2 separate regions of the Homo sapiens genome follow, and region 1 is linked to region 2. A link is a contact called in ENCODE Hi-C or POLR2A ChIA-PET data. All regions are on one chromosome and are shown on one strand. Each heading gives the region's core, a stretch centred on a gene start or an enhancer-like site at or near the end of the contact. The rest is flanking DNA. Distances are from core to core; before and after follow the strand shown. Region 1 holds the start of LINC01659 (long intergenic non-protein coding RNA 1659). Region 2 holds the start of FAM230I (family with sequence similarity 230 member I).

Evidence for each region. Hi-C counts contacts between places; a loop is a spot of excess contacts on that map. ChIA-PET counts read pairs that join two places held with the same protein, here RNA polymerase II (POLR2A). Pooled maps may share reads with other maps.
Region 1: a map of endothelial cell of hepatic sinusoid shows a loop between it and region 2 (5-fold over the local background). The contact joins the promoter of LINC01659 here to the promoter of FAM230I in region 2. A Hi-C loop is called at or near these places in 2 of 168 maps with a recorded cell type or tissue (endothelial cell of hepatic sinusoid and posterior vena cava) and 4 of 50 pooled maps. POLR2A ChIA-PET finds 5 or more read pairs at or near these places in 1 of 52 experiments (activated T-cell).

Annotation. Positions count from the first base shown.
Region 1 is chr22:23,432,314-23,437,935 of GRCh38, reverse strand. It overlaps LINC01659 (long intergenic non-protein coding RNA 1659), which reads right to left and starts at 4,372. Exons shown (of 3, transcript NR_110538.1): 1 at 3,875-4,372; 2 at 3,206-3,376; 3 at 2,865-3,112. RefSeq lists an enhancer at 1,593-2,284.
Region 2 is chr22:23,483,205-23,489,556 of GRCh38, reverse strand. FAM230I (family with sequence similarity 230 member I) reads left to right here and starts at 2,577. Exons shown (of 12, transcript NR_165490.1): 1 at 2,577-2,678.

The DNA of each region.
Region 1 (5,622 bases), core at 3,123-5,622, 53 kb after region 2:
CACACACAAGCTTGTACACGAATGTTCACAGCGGCACTGTGTGTAATAGCCCTAAACGGAAGCAATTCAAATGTTCTATCAATGGATGAACGGATAAACAACATGGTCTATCCACACACTAGACTGTATGATTCATCAGTAACAAATGGAGCGTCAGCACGTGGTCCAATGTGAGCGAACCGTGAAAACCTTACGTTCAGTGAAAGACGCCAGACGCCAGAGACCACTCATCGCTGAGCCCATCTCCCTGCAACACTGCCGGTAGGGGAGTCTAGAGACAGAACACAGACAGTGGCTGCCGATGGCTGGGAGGGGATGGCTATGGGGCACGTTTCCTTCCAGGGTGATAAAGGCATTCATTCCAAGATAGACTGTGATGATGGCTGCACGCTCTGTAGATGACATCTCAATCAAGCTGCTTCATGAGAAAGGCCCAGCCACTGACCACGGGGTGAACGTCCTGCCGTCCACAGTCCCTGGCCGAGAAGAAAGTATGACTGACAGGTAAGACTACCTAAAGTCCCAGGCACACCCTGGGGCGGGGAGGAGGCTGGGGACAAGGACAGAGTGTGCAAAGACACGCCGGGCTCTGGGAGGTCAGCAGAGAGTCTGGACCCCAGATTTGAGGCAGCCAGGAACTGCCTGCCAGTCCCAGCTCATATGGCCTGAGCTTGGCCAACCGTGGCGGGTCCCACTCGCAGATGGCCAGCTGCCTCCGTGCCCTGGGGCAGGGATGTCCTGTTCCTGCTCTTTAGAGTGACAGGGAGGCCCTCCCTAACAGACTTCTCAGTCATTTAGGTTGGGGGCAAAAGGGGCTGGCCGCAGCTTCGTGTAGGTGGAGCAGGGCTTGGTGGGGGGGCAGGGCTAGGTGGGCTTGCCCGGGGTCGAGGTGGTGGTCACTGTCTAGTCCCCACCCAGGACAGACACTCGGGGTCCCAGGGAGGGCTCTGCCTCCTGCCTGGCAGGAAAGCGTCCTGCCCACCCGGTGCCATGGCCTGGGGAGTGCTTGGCTCTCAGGCCAGCTGCCCGCAGGAGAAGCTGGGACTGGGGCGGGGAACCAGCCTGTTCGCTTCCGAGTGGGGCTGACAAACCCCCAGCCTCTTCACAAAGCCTCCAAAAACGGAATGTCGTGGGGAACTGGACGCAGATCCACAGGGCCATAGAGAGCATTTCCGGCTTAGTCAAGGGAGTAACTTTTTAACAGTTTAAATGCGCGTGATGGGATGTGCAGGCTTGGGAGGCAGTGGACCAGATAAAACCATTGGCCAGAAGATACAGAAGGGCTCTAGGCCGCCCAGGCCCTTCAGTTAGAACATCCCCCACCCCTCCCCCCCGGCTCCCAGGGCAACGTCAGAGACCATCTGGATGGAGGATGGGGCTGGTCCTGGCTTCTCACAGTTTGGGAGGTGGGGCAGCTGGGCACCAGGTCAGCAAGCCACAGGTCCACCCACAGCCAAGGCCCAGGCTCCCCGCCTCCCCCCGTAACCACCTAGACACAGAGCACAGACCCTGCCTGGCCATCGGCCCTCCAATCCCTGCTGGAAGATGTGCCCAGGCGGAGCAGGACCCCCGCATTACTGCTGCGCGTCCAGCACCTGCAGCGGGGCCCAGCACGGTGGGCATTCCACATGGGCGAGGGCCAGACGAGTGAGCCACACCCCACCCTTTACTCAACCATCCCCCATGAGGACGACATCAGAGTCGTCCCCCAAGCCCAGGTCTGACACTCTCTTTCCCCAACTTTGGCCTGGAGCCCGAGGCCTACCCCTCTGCTCTCCCTGCACGCTGGGTGCCCTGGAGCCGGTGAGCATGAGCACGTGAGATCCTGAGGCCAGAAACATCTCCCCAACCCAGCCAGACAAACTCTAATTCACCTGTGAGCCCCAGCTCCAGGCCACCTCCTCCAGGCAGCCTTCCTTGACTGCAGTGCACCCTGGGGTATCTGGGAGACGCCTCTGCACAGTCTTTGAATCGGGCTGTACAAGTATCTGTCCTAGCGGCAGCAGAGCCGCGTCATAAACAGTAAAACAAGCCCGGCGCGGTGGCTCACACCTGTAATCCCAGCACTTTGGGAGGCCAAGGCAGATGGATCACCTGAGCTCAGGAGTTCGAGACCAGCCTGGCCAACATGGCAAAACCCCGTCTCTACTAAAAATACAAAAAAAGCCAGGCATGGTGTCGGGTGCCTGTAATCCCAGCTACTCGGGAGGCTGAGGCAGGAGAATCACTTGAGCCCGGGAGGCAGAGGTTGCAGTGAGCCAAGATCGCACCACTGCACTCCAGCCTGGGCAACAGAATGAGACTCCATCTGACAACAAAACAAAACAAAACAATAAAACAGCAACAGCAGCTCAGGGCTCCTGCAGTTCAAGGTTTTAGCGGCCTGGGCATGCGGTTTCTCTGCCTACTTGGACCTGAGCAGCCTCCCTCTGCCCAATGTCACTGCACACTCCCTGCATGCCCCAGCCCTGACTCGGGTGAGTGGACCATGCAGACGGCGAGAGGCCATGCAGGCCAAGCCAGGATAGAGCGAACCCTGGCGGGGCCAGGTGGTCCCCGTGTGTTTGCAGCCTGGATGTGATGCCCACATCTCTGGGCCAGGCACAGCTCTCCACTGTCGGCGGCTGGTGGGATTAGATGTGACCAAGGCCGCTCCCGGGCCGGCTCTACTCTGTGGGGGGCAGGTGCGGCTCTGGGGGTCCTGTTGGGCCTGAGCACGTCCCGATAACCTGGCTGCTGCCCACTGCCCAAGCGCCAGAGCACTCGGCCACCAATGAGAGCTGTGCTTCCCTGGTCCTGGGTTAAAAATATCCCCGTAAGTGACAAGACTTTGAGAATTTCGTCTCTCCAGTCACTCACATGGGGGGCGAGGACAGCTCTTGGCTCCGCGTCTCGCCCGGCTGCATCTGATGGCTCCCTGGGCTGAAGCTGCATCTCATGAAACAGACGAGAAGTCATTCACAGCCCGACAGCACAGGCACAGAAATTTGCTGTTTTATACCAAGTTGGGCGGCCTGTCATCTAGAAGCTTCTGTCCTGACCTCCTCAGCGAAGAGGAAGTCATGGAACCAGCTGCTGAGCCTCCTGACCTCGGCCTGGCCTCTCCTGGCAGCTGTGGGCCCCAGGATGAAAGCGGGCACCACGTCACTCACGAGACAGAAGCTGTCGTTCTCAGAGCCTCCCAGGTGAGTGGCCGGGCGCCTACCTGAAGCTGGACGAGCCCACAGTGGCTGAGGCCAGTGGGGACCCAAGGGGCCGGTCCGGCCTTCCCGGACCACCAAGGAAGGTGGGCGCTGCTTCCCTCGCAGTGCAGATGGTCTCGGCCGTCACTCTGCTGTCCCTCTCCTGGCTGTGAGCTCAGCTTCAGTGTCCCCACCTGTGAAATGGGGAGACCCCCAATCCTTCTGGGCGGGTGCCTTGCCTCTGCCCTCGCATGAGTCTCCCCTTTCTGAGCTGGGATTCCATCTCTCCTGGGAATCAGGTGCTGCCTGGCTGAGAACCCGGTAGCCAGGCACAATCACGCCGTCACCACCCCAGCCCTCAACCAGACCCTGCCTGCTCGCCGCGCTCGGCCGCCATCTTCCTGTGGACGCCACTTACCCTCCGGCGTCGCCATCGGCTGCAAATTGCCTTGTTTTTCATCTTTGGCAGGGCTCAAAATTTGATCATGAAAGGGAATTTTCTTTTTTCTTTCTTAATTAGTACTTGGTAATATCACCAAGCTGTGAGTTTATGGCTTTGTAGATCTTGTGTGTTTGACACTAATTACTCACAAAGGCTTTTAAAGCTGCATTTCAACTCTGCAACCACCATGCCAGTAATTAAGCTAGAGGAAGCGGCAACAGATTTCATTTTTCACAGACACCCTTCCCACCTGTGCTCCCGCTCCGTGTGGCCGCAGCCCCCGTGGCCCTGTGGAAACCCAGCAGCTCCTTGCGGCTCCGGCCCTGGAGGCCTGAGGTGGCCTTGCCTCCAGGAGCCCGGGCTCAGCCGTCACAGCCGGGCAGGTACAATCAGGACGAGCTCCCTGTGAGACTGGGGACCCAGGCCCAGTCCCAACCCAGGTGAAGGTCCCTTCCTTCTGCCCCAGAGACGACTAACGAGCAGCTCCCCTGGCTGCCCCAGAGCCCCCCACAGGGGCCGTGGCTTCTGACCCTTCAGACTCAGCTGTTCCCAGGGGCCCTGCTTCTGCCCCGCCCGCCCCCACGGCTGCACTCAAGCCTGCGCTGTGCACACCGAGGCCAGCTGAGTACCGGATAGGACCTGGGCTGAGGCTGCCCAGCTCACAGGGAAGCAGAAGCCGAGAGACCAAGAAGAAAACATCCCCCAACTGGCTGACAGTCGCCCTCCTCGACCCCAGATGCCACTAAGAACAACGCAAAGTTCTGGCGCGCAGGGAGGGAAGTCCGTGTTGACTTGGGGGCGGGTCTGCAGCAGGAAGGCTGGGCACACCCTCCACTGGCTGCTCACTAACTCCCCTGCTGGCAGAACCTTCCGCTGCACAAGCAGAGGAGAAAGGAAGGCGTGGAAGAGAGCAGGTGGCCCACGGGCTGGGAGGGGCAGGGAGAGGAAAGGCGGCAAGGTTCCCAGCAAAAGAGAAGACGCCACTCCGAGAACCCCGGGAGGTATAAGGGAACCCTGTTTAGTAACGCTGCATGTGCAACAGATAACACGTAGTTCACGTGCACAGATGTGTGCAAACATCTATGATGTAACCGAGCGGGGCTGTGCAGAGCAACTGTTACAGTCTGAACTGTGTCCCCCAAATTTAGATACTAACCTAATCCCCATGTGACTGTATTTGGAAATAGGACCTTTAAGGAGGGAAGTCAAGTCTGATGAAGGTCATAAGGGTGGGTCCTGATCCAGCAGGGGCACCAGAGCTCTCCAAGTGCACAGGAGAAAGGCCACACAGGAATACAAGGGGCGGCCGTCCACAAGCCGGGAGGAGAGTCCTCCCCAGGGGCCAACTCCGGTGACCCTTGATCTCAGATTTCAGCCTCCAGAACTGTGTGAGACACACATCTGCGGTCTCAGCCCCCGCTGTGGGGCTCTGTGACGGCAGCCCCAGCCAGACCAGCAGAGTGGTGGACACGGCCAGGTCTTATTTTGGTGAACTAGCCCCTTGGCTCCACAGATCTCTGTAACGTGCTTATGTGGGAGGATGGTAGGGGCACGGCAGCCCCACCTAGGAAGCAAGGTCTCCACAACCATGGGTCATGTTAAACCAGCTCCTTCTCTGGAGGCTAAGGGCCTCACGTGGTCAACTGCAGCCCAAGGTCCTGAGCCCCCTGTCTGGTCCAACACCAGGTGCTTTGTCTCTCTTCTCCTTCGCACAGGTGGTCACCCTGCTGGACGCTGCCCCTTTCCCCACTGTCCTCACCCACCGAGACCAGGTCCTACCACAATAAAAGGACTCTGGTTAGGGCTTTATGGAGTCACCAGCCTTTCAGAGACACATGCTACAATACTTGAATGATTGCAGCTAAATTGATTACGATACCTTGGATTTGCTTCAGAATAATCCAGGAAGGGGGAAGAGGGTGGGATGGGCTCACAGGGACTTCTCGATGCTGTTTTCCATATTTTTATATATATGCTTAAAACTTTCCATGGCAAAAA
Region 2 (6,352 bases), core at 1,328-3,827:
AAGCCCCAAATATGGCTGCTTTTCCATTTGATGAGAACTTTAATTTGTTCTCTGATTCCAATTAATATTTTTTTCTCATTATCTTTCTCTGCATGGTTTTGCATCCCTTTGATTTTTTACCACTGTTCTAGTGCAGATCTTTAGATCTCTTCCTAAAAGTCTTTAAGTCTTCACATGATCTCTCGTCTCATTTCTTTTTTTCTAAAACTATGCCTGTTTCCTTTTCCCTCCTCAACTCAGACTGTTTTCCTTTCTGTTTTTCTACTCTGAATAATCTTCTTGATAGTTTTGTGGGTGTGTGTGTGTGCCTGCCACCACGCCAGGCTATTTTTTTTTTTTTGTATTTTTAGTAGAGACGGGGTTTCACCGTGTTAGCCAGGATTGTCTTGATCTCCGGACCTCATGATCCGCCCGCCTTGGCCTTCCAATGTTTAATAAATTATTAAATATTAGTCCCTGAAACATTTTGACTTAGTCAATCTGTGCATTCCTGCAGATATAAGAAGCTTTTAGAAATTACAGAAAAAGGCCAGGTGTGGTGCCTCATGCCTGTAATCCCAGCACTTTGGGAGGCCGAGGTGGGTGGATCACGAGGTCAGGAGATCGAGACCATCTTGGCTAACACGGTGAAATACCATGTTACTAAATACCGTCTCTACTAAAAATACAAAAAATTAGAAGGGCGTTCTGGCGGGCGCCTGTAGTCCCAGCTACTCGAGAGGCTGAGGCAGGAAAATGGCTTGAACCTGGGAGGCAGAGCTTGCGGTGAGCCGAGATCGCGCCACTGCACTCCAGCCTGGGCACCCAGACAGAGCGAGACTCCGTCTCAAAAAAAAAAAAAAAAAAAAAAAAAGACCAGCCTGGCCAAGATGGTGAAAACCCGTCTCTACTAAAATTACAAAAATTAGCTGGACATGGTGGAACGTGCCTGTAATCCCAGCTACTCGGGAAGCTGAGGCAGGAGAATCACTTGAACCCAGGAAGCGGAGGTTGCTGTGAGTCGAAATGGCCACTACGCTCCAGCCTGGCGATGAGCAAGACTCCCTCTCAAAAAAAAAAAAGAAAAAAAGAAAAAAACTGGACACCTATTTTTCACCATATACAAAAATTTACGCAGGTTGGATTAAAGATTTAAATTTAAGACCTCAAACTACAATAATCCTGGAAGAAAAACTTCAGAAGTACCATTCTTGACATGGCCTATGGGAAATAATTCATGACTAAGTCTTTAAAAGAAATTGCAACAAAACTTGGCAAGTGAGACCTAGTTAAACTAAAGAGCTGCCACACAGCAAAGGAGACCATCAGCAGAGTAAGCAGACAACCTACAGGATGGGGGGAATTATTCACAAACTATGCGTACAACAAAGGTCTAATATCCAGAATCTATGAGGAACTTAATTCCACAAGCAAAAACAGCCCCATTTAAAAAGGGGCAAATAAACACTTCTCAAAAGAAGACATACATGCAGCCAACAAACGTGAAAAAATGCTTATCATCACTAATCATGAGAGAAATGCAAATCAAAACCACAATGAGATATTATCTCACACCAGTCAGAAAGACTATTTTTTTAAAAGTAAAAAAAAATAGCAGATACTGGCAAGGATAAGGAGAAAACGAAATGCTTATACACTGTTGGTGGGAATGTAAGTTAGTTCAGCCACTGTGGAAAGCAGTTTGGAGATTTCTCAAAGAACATAAAACAGAACTAACATTCAGCCCAGCAATCCCATTACTGAGTATGTATCCAAAAGAAAACAAATCATTCCACCAAAAAGACATACGCACTCGTATGTTTATTGCAACACTATTCACGATAGCAAAGACATGGGATCAACCTAGGTGCCCGTCAACAGTGGACTGGATAAAAATGTGGTACATATAGACCATGGAATACTATGCAGCTACAAAAGAATGAAATTATGTTCTTTGCGGGAAAATGGCTAGAGCTAGAAGCCACTAAGTGAACTAATGTAACAGAAAACAAACGCCTCATGTTCTTATAAGTAGGTGCTAAACGCTGAGTACCCATGGACACGAAGATGGTGACAATAGACACTAGGACTGCTAAGAGAGGGAGGGAGGAAGGAAAAGGTTGAAAAACTGCTGAGTACCATGTTCAGTACCTGGGTGTTGAGATCATTCATACCCCAAACCTCAGCACCACACAATATACCCAGGTAACTAACCTGCACGTGTACACCCTGAATCTAACATAAAAGTTGAAAAAGAAAAAAAAGAATGGAATCTCTGCTTGTTTTCAGAATAATCAGTTGTGCCCCTCTTCAATTTGAAATTCTCACTATTGGCTATATTTAGGGGTACCCTATTTCCCATCTCATAACTTATTTTAAGAAACACAGAATAATAATGTGTAGGCTTGGGATTCAGTTTTTGAAATAAAACACTTATCTTCAATGACCTTCCTGTACATGTAAAAGCACACCTGTCTGCATGGCAGCAGTTGGACCTCACAGTGTGGATTGTGCCTTCACCCGGGAATGTCTGTGATGCCCCATCACCGTGGTGATGGGATTAGGGATCTCCTGCCCTCAGTCTTAAGTGCCACTGTCTGTGCTGAGTTTTTCGAAGGTCAGAGCAGATTGAACCTTTGTGCTTTCATTTTTCCTGATTTTGATTTTTCTTATGGGGATCCACTTTTCCTGCATTCGAGGTATGTTCATACTGGCCTGTCAAATGCTGTCTTTTCAAATTACTAGTTAATACTTTCAAAATATGTTATTTAAAAAATTATCCTCTGTATTTTCCATATGCAGTTATAAATAAGTTTTGTGGTTATGTTTTATTCCTCATTTTATATATTTGATTCTTGTATCAAGCAGGGTGCTTTTGAACTTTTTCTTCATTTAAAAAATATGTATCATTTCCTTTTACATCCTGCACCCTTCAATGCTCCCGCCCCAAATTAAGTTATTCCCTTGAGGAGAATATGGCAAAGTCTATTTTAATGTAGTTTTTAACCTAATTAAGAACCTATGAAATCATTACTTTCAAAAAGTTTGGAGAAAAGCCACAGTAGTACAGATGGGTTTGAGGCTTTTCACACAATAAAATGTACCTATCTTTGTTTTTGACATGTTTTTCCTTCCTCTCTTCTTTTGTTGTGAAATGTGTATTTAGTTTAATAAATTTGTAGTAAGTCATGTCCATTCACATATCAATTTTAAATGTAATAAGAATGCGTATTGTCTGTGTGTGAAATAAAAAACATTTATTTTTATGCTTTGGGAGTTATCCAAAATCATAGAATTGTCAATTACAGTCAATCACCCAACCTACTCACCTTTCCAGAGTAGTCTTAGTCAAATTTTTTTTTTTTTTTGTTTCCCAATGAAATGCAGTATTTCAACACAGAAAGATAAATAGAATGAATTGGTAGAGACTGTTAACTAAGAACATACAGTTTTATTTATACTCAGAAACAAATAGATCATATACATATATATGAAGATAAAAATTAAAGGGATAATTGTGTAAGTTTGCATGTAGAAAGCTTTGAAAACCTGTTTACTTGTTAATGCTGTTTTGATGTATTGTGTGACTTAGTTCTCCCGACCCATCATCCAGAGCTCTCTCTAGGAGCTAAGTGCTCATCAGTTCTGTGAGTTGGAAACTAAGTTTAGAGGCACTTGTATTTGTTAGTAAATAAGGCAACATGATATTCTTTCACAGGTTTTAGTGCAGAAGACTGAATAGATAAGCTGCTCCACCCAGTACACTGGTGTTCATTTCATGGTCATCTCATATGTTGATCGTGGATATAAAACACTTATCTTCAATGACCTTCCTGTATATGTAAAAGCACGCCTGTCTACATGGCAGCAGTTGGACCTCACAATGTGGATTGTGCCTTCACCCTGAACTGTCTATGATGCCCTATCGTCATAGTGATGGGATTAGGGATCTCTTGCCCTTTGCTCTGCCCCTGTCTGTGCCAGCCAGGCCACTGGGTCGTTGTGGCAGATAGTGGTATCCTTTGTCAAGGGAGTTGCAACCAGGGTGATACATGAGACTAATGATTAGGTGGTATATTGTGTTCTTGTCTTGTCACCAGGTTGTGTAGCTCACAGACTTTTTTTTTTAACATTTCTATAGCTGTCATTTGAAGTTTGTAATGCCATCAAATATCAATAACGGTTCTTCCCATTATTTATCATGGAGGGCACTGAGTGTGCACTCAGGCAGACACAGCACTTTTGACAACTTTATCTGCTTCTTTCAAAACTGGGTCTGAATTATGATAAAGTGGTTGGGTTTAGGCCAAGCAGGTGTATTTCATAGAGCAATGGGTTGGGAGTTCAGAATCCTGGACTTGAATGAGTCTCTGAGCCTTATTAAGCTGTGAAATCTAAAGCAAGACATTTCACTGATAATTAAGCCTCATGAGCACTTATGCTGTATACTTTACCTACATCGAATCATTCAGCCATCACCACAGACATATGGCATGATTGATTTACTATCATCTTTTGCTGGGCAGAAAAAGACGGAGATGAATGTGCCCAAGCTTATGAGCCCCTAAGCAAAAGAGCCAAGATGGGAACCCAAGCATAGGGCCCCAATGCTGAGGCTCTGAACTACTGACCTGCCCTCAGCACTCAGCTGTGGGATCATGAGTCACTGTGCAAAGGACTTCCAACATCTGCATGTATGTCTGGAATGATCTGAGCCTGCAGAGTTCCTACACACTAGCCACATTATAGCATGGTGTCCATGGTCACATAGCTCAGGGCAGGTATTAGTACATGAATAACTTAGGTATGTCATAGTCTTTATGTGAAAGGCACATAAAAGTCCAAATGCTTTTGAACTGGTTGCGGATTTTGAGTTGGAGAACAGCACTTGGGACAACCGATCACATTCTTTCAGCGCTCGGCCACTCCTCAGCACATATCCCAAAGCTGATAAATAATGGGAAGACCCTTTATTGATATTTGATGGCATTATGAACTTCAAATGACCGCTAAAGAAATGTTAAAAAAAAGTCTGTGAGCTACACAACCTGGGGACAAGACAAGAACACAAAATACCACTTAATCATTAGTCTCATGTATCACCCTGGTTGCAACTCCCTTGACAGCTGGTTCGAAGAGCCTCAGTGCTCACCAGGGGCCATCTCCCCGCTCTGCCCTCTCTCCCTGTGGGTTGCCTGGGCTGAACATAGGTAGCTCCTCACATGATGACTGCAAACACAGGGCAAAGGAAGACTGAACGGAAAATGTACGGTTATAGTGGTTATTTTAAAATATAAGCATTTCAGTATTTTCTAATCTTTAATAATTGATTTTTTTGGGGGGGGGCTTTTTTTTTGGCAGAGTCTTGCTCTGTTGCCCAGGCTGGAGTGCACTGGCACAATCTCGGCTCACTGCAACCTCTGCTTCCTGGACTCAAGCAATTCTCCTCCCTCAGCCTCCCAAGTAGCTGGGACAACAGGCGCATGCCACCACGCCTGGCTAATTTTTTGTGTTTTTAGTAGAGACGGGATTTCACTGTGTTAGCCAGGATAGTCTTGATCTTCTGACCTCATGATCCGCCCACGTTGGCTTCCCAAAGTGCTGGGATTACAGGCGTGAGCCACTGCACCCTGCCGGTTTTTTTGTTTTGTTTTGTTTTTCTGATATGGAGTCTCACTCTGTTGCCCTGGCTGGAGTGCAGTGGCACGATCTCAGCTCACTATAGCCTCCGCCTCCAGGTTCGAGGGATTCTCCTGCTTCAGCCTCCTGAGTAGCTGGGATTACAGGCACATGCCACCATGCCTGGCTATTTTTTTTTTTTTTTTTAACTAGAGACAGGGTTCATTATGTTGGTCAGGCTGGTCTCAAACTCTTGACTTCAAATTATCCACCTACCTCAACCTCCCAAAGTGCTGGGATTACAGGTGTGAGCCACCACACCTGGCTGATTATTTTTATAACAAAGAAAATAAATAAATATAATTAATGCTGGTGCATGGAATTAAATCTAGTTTTTAAAAAATTCACACATAAAAAAGAGCAGAACCCCAGACCCTCGATGATAAATGCAGTAGCACTGTATGTGGGTCTGTGGAGGTTGAAAGGGACTTGGTAGATGTCAAGAAGAAGTGATAGTCCTGTGGGCTTTTAAAGCATCTGAAGAAGTGACAGGACGCTGTGGTTGAATCCTAGCATGTATTTTAGTATTTGTTCATTTGGAGTTTGTTTATTTCATGTTGCTTTCATTTGCCATTGCCTGGAAAGCCAAGGGCTCTACTCATTTCCTTCCTGCTCTTTCTTTGCCTTCCTTGGTCCATGAAGAGAATGGTCCAGAAGAAGCTCAATCCATGCTTGTTAACCAGGCACACCCCTA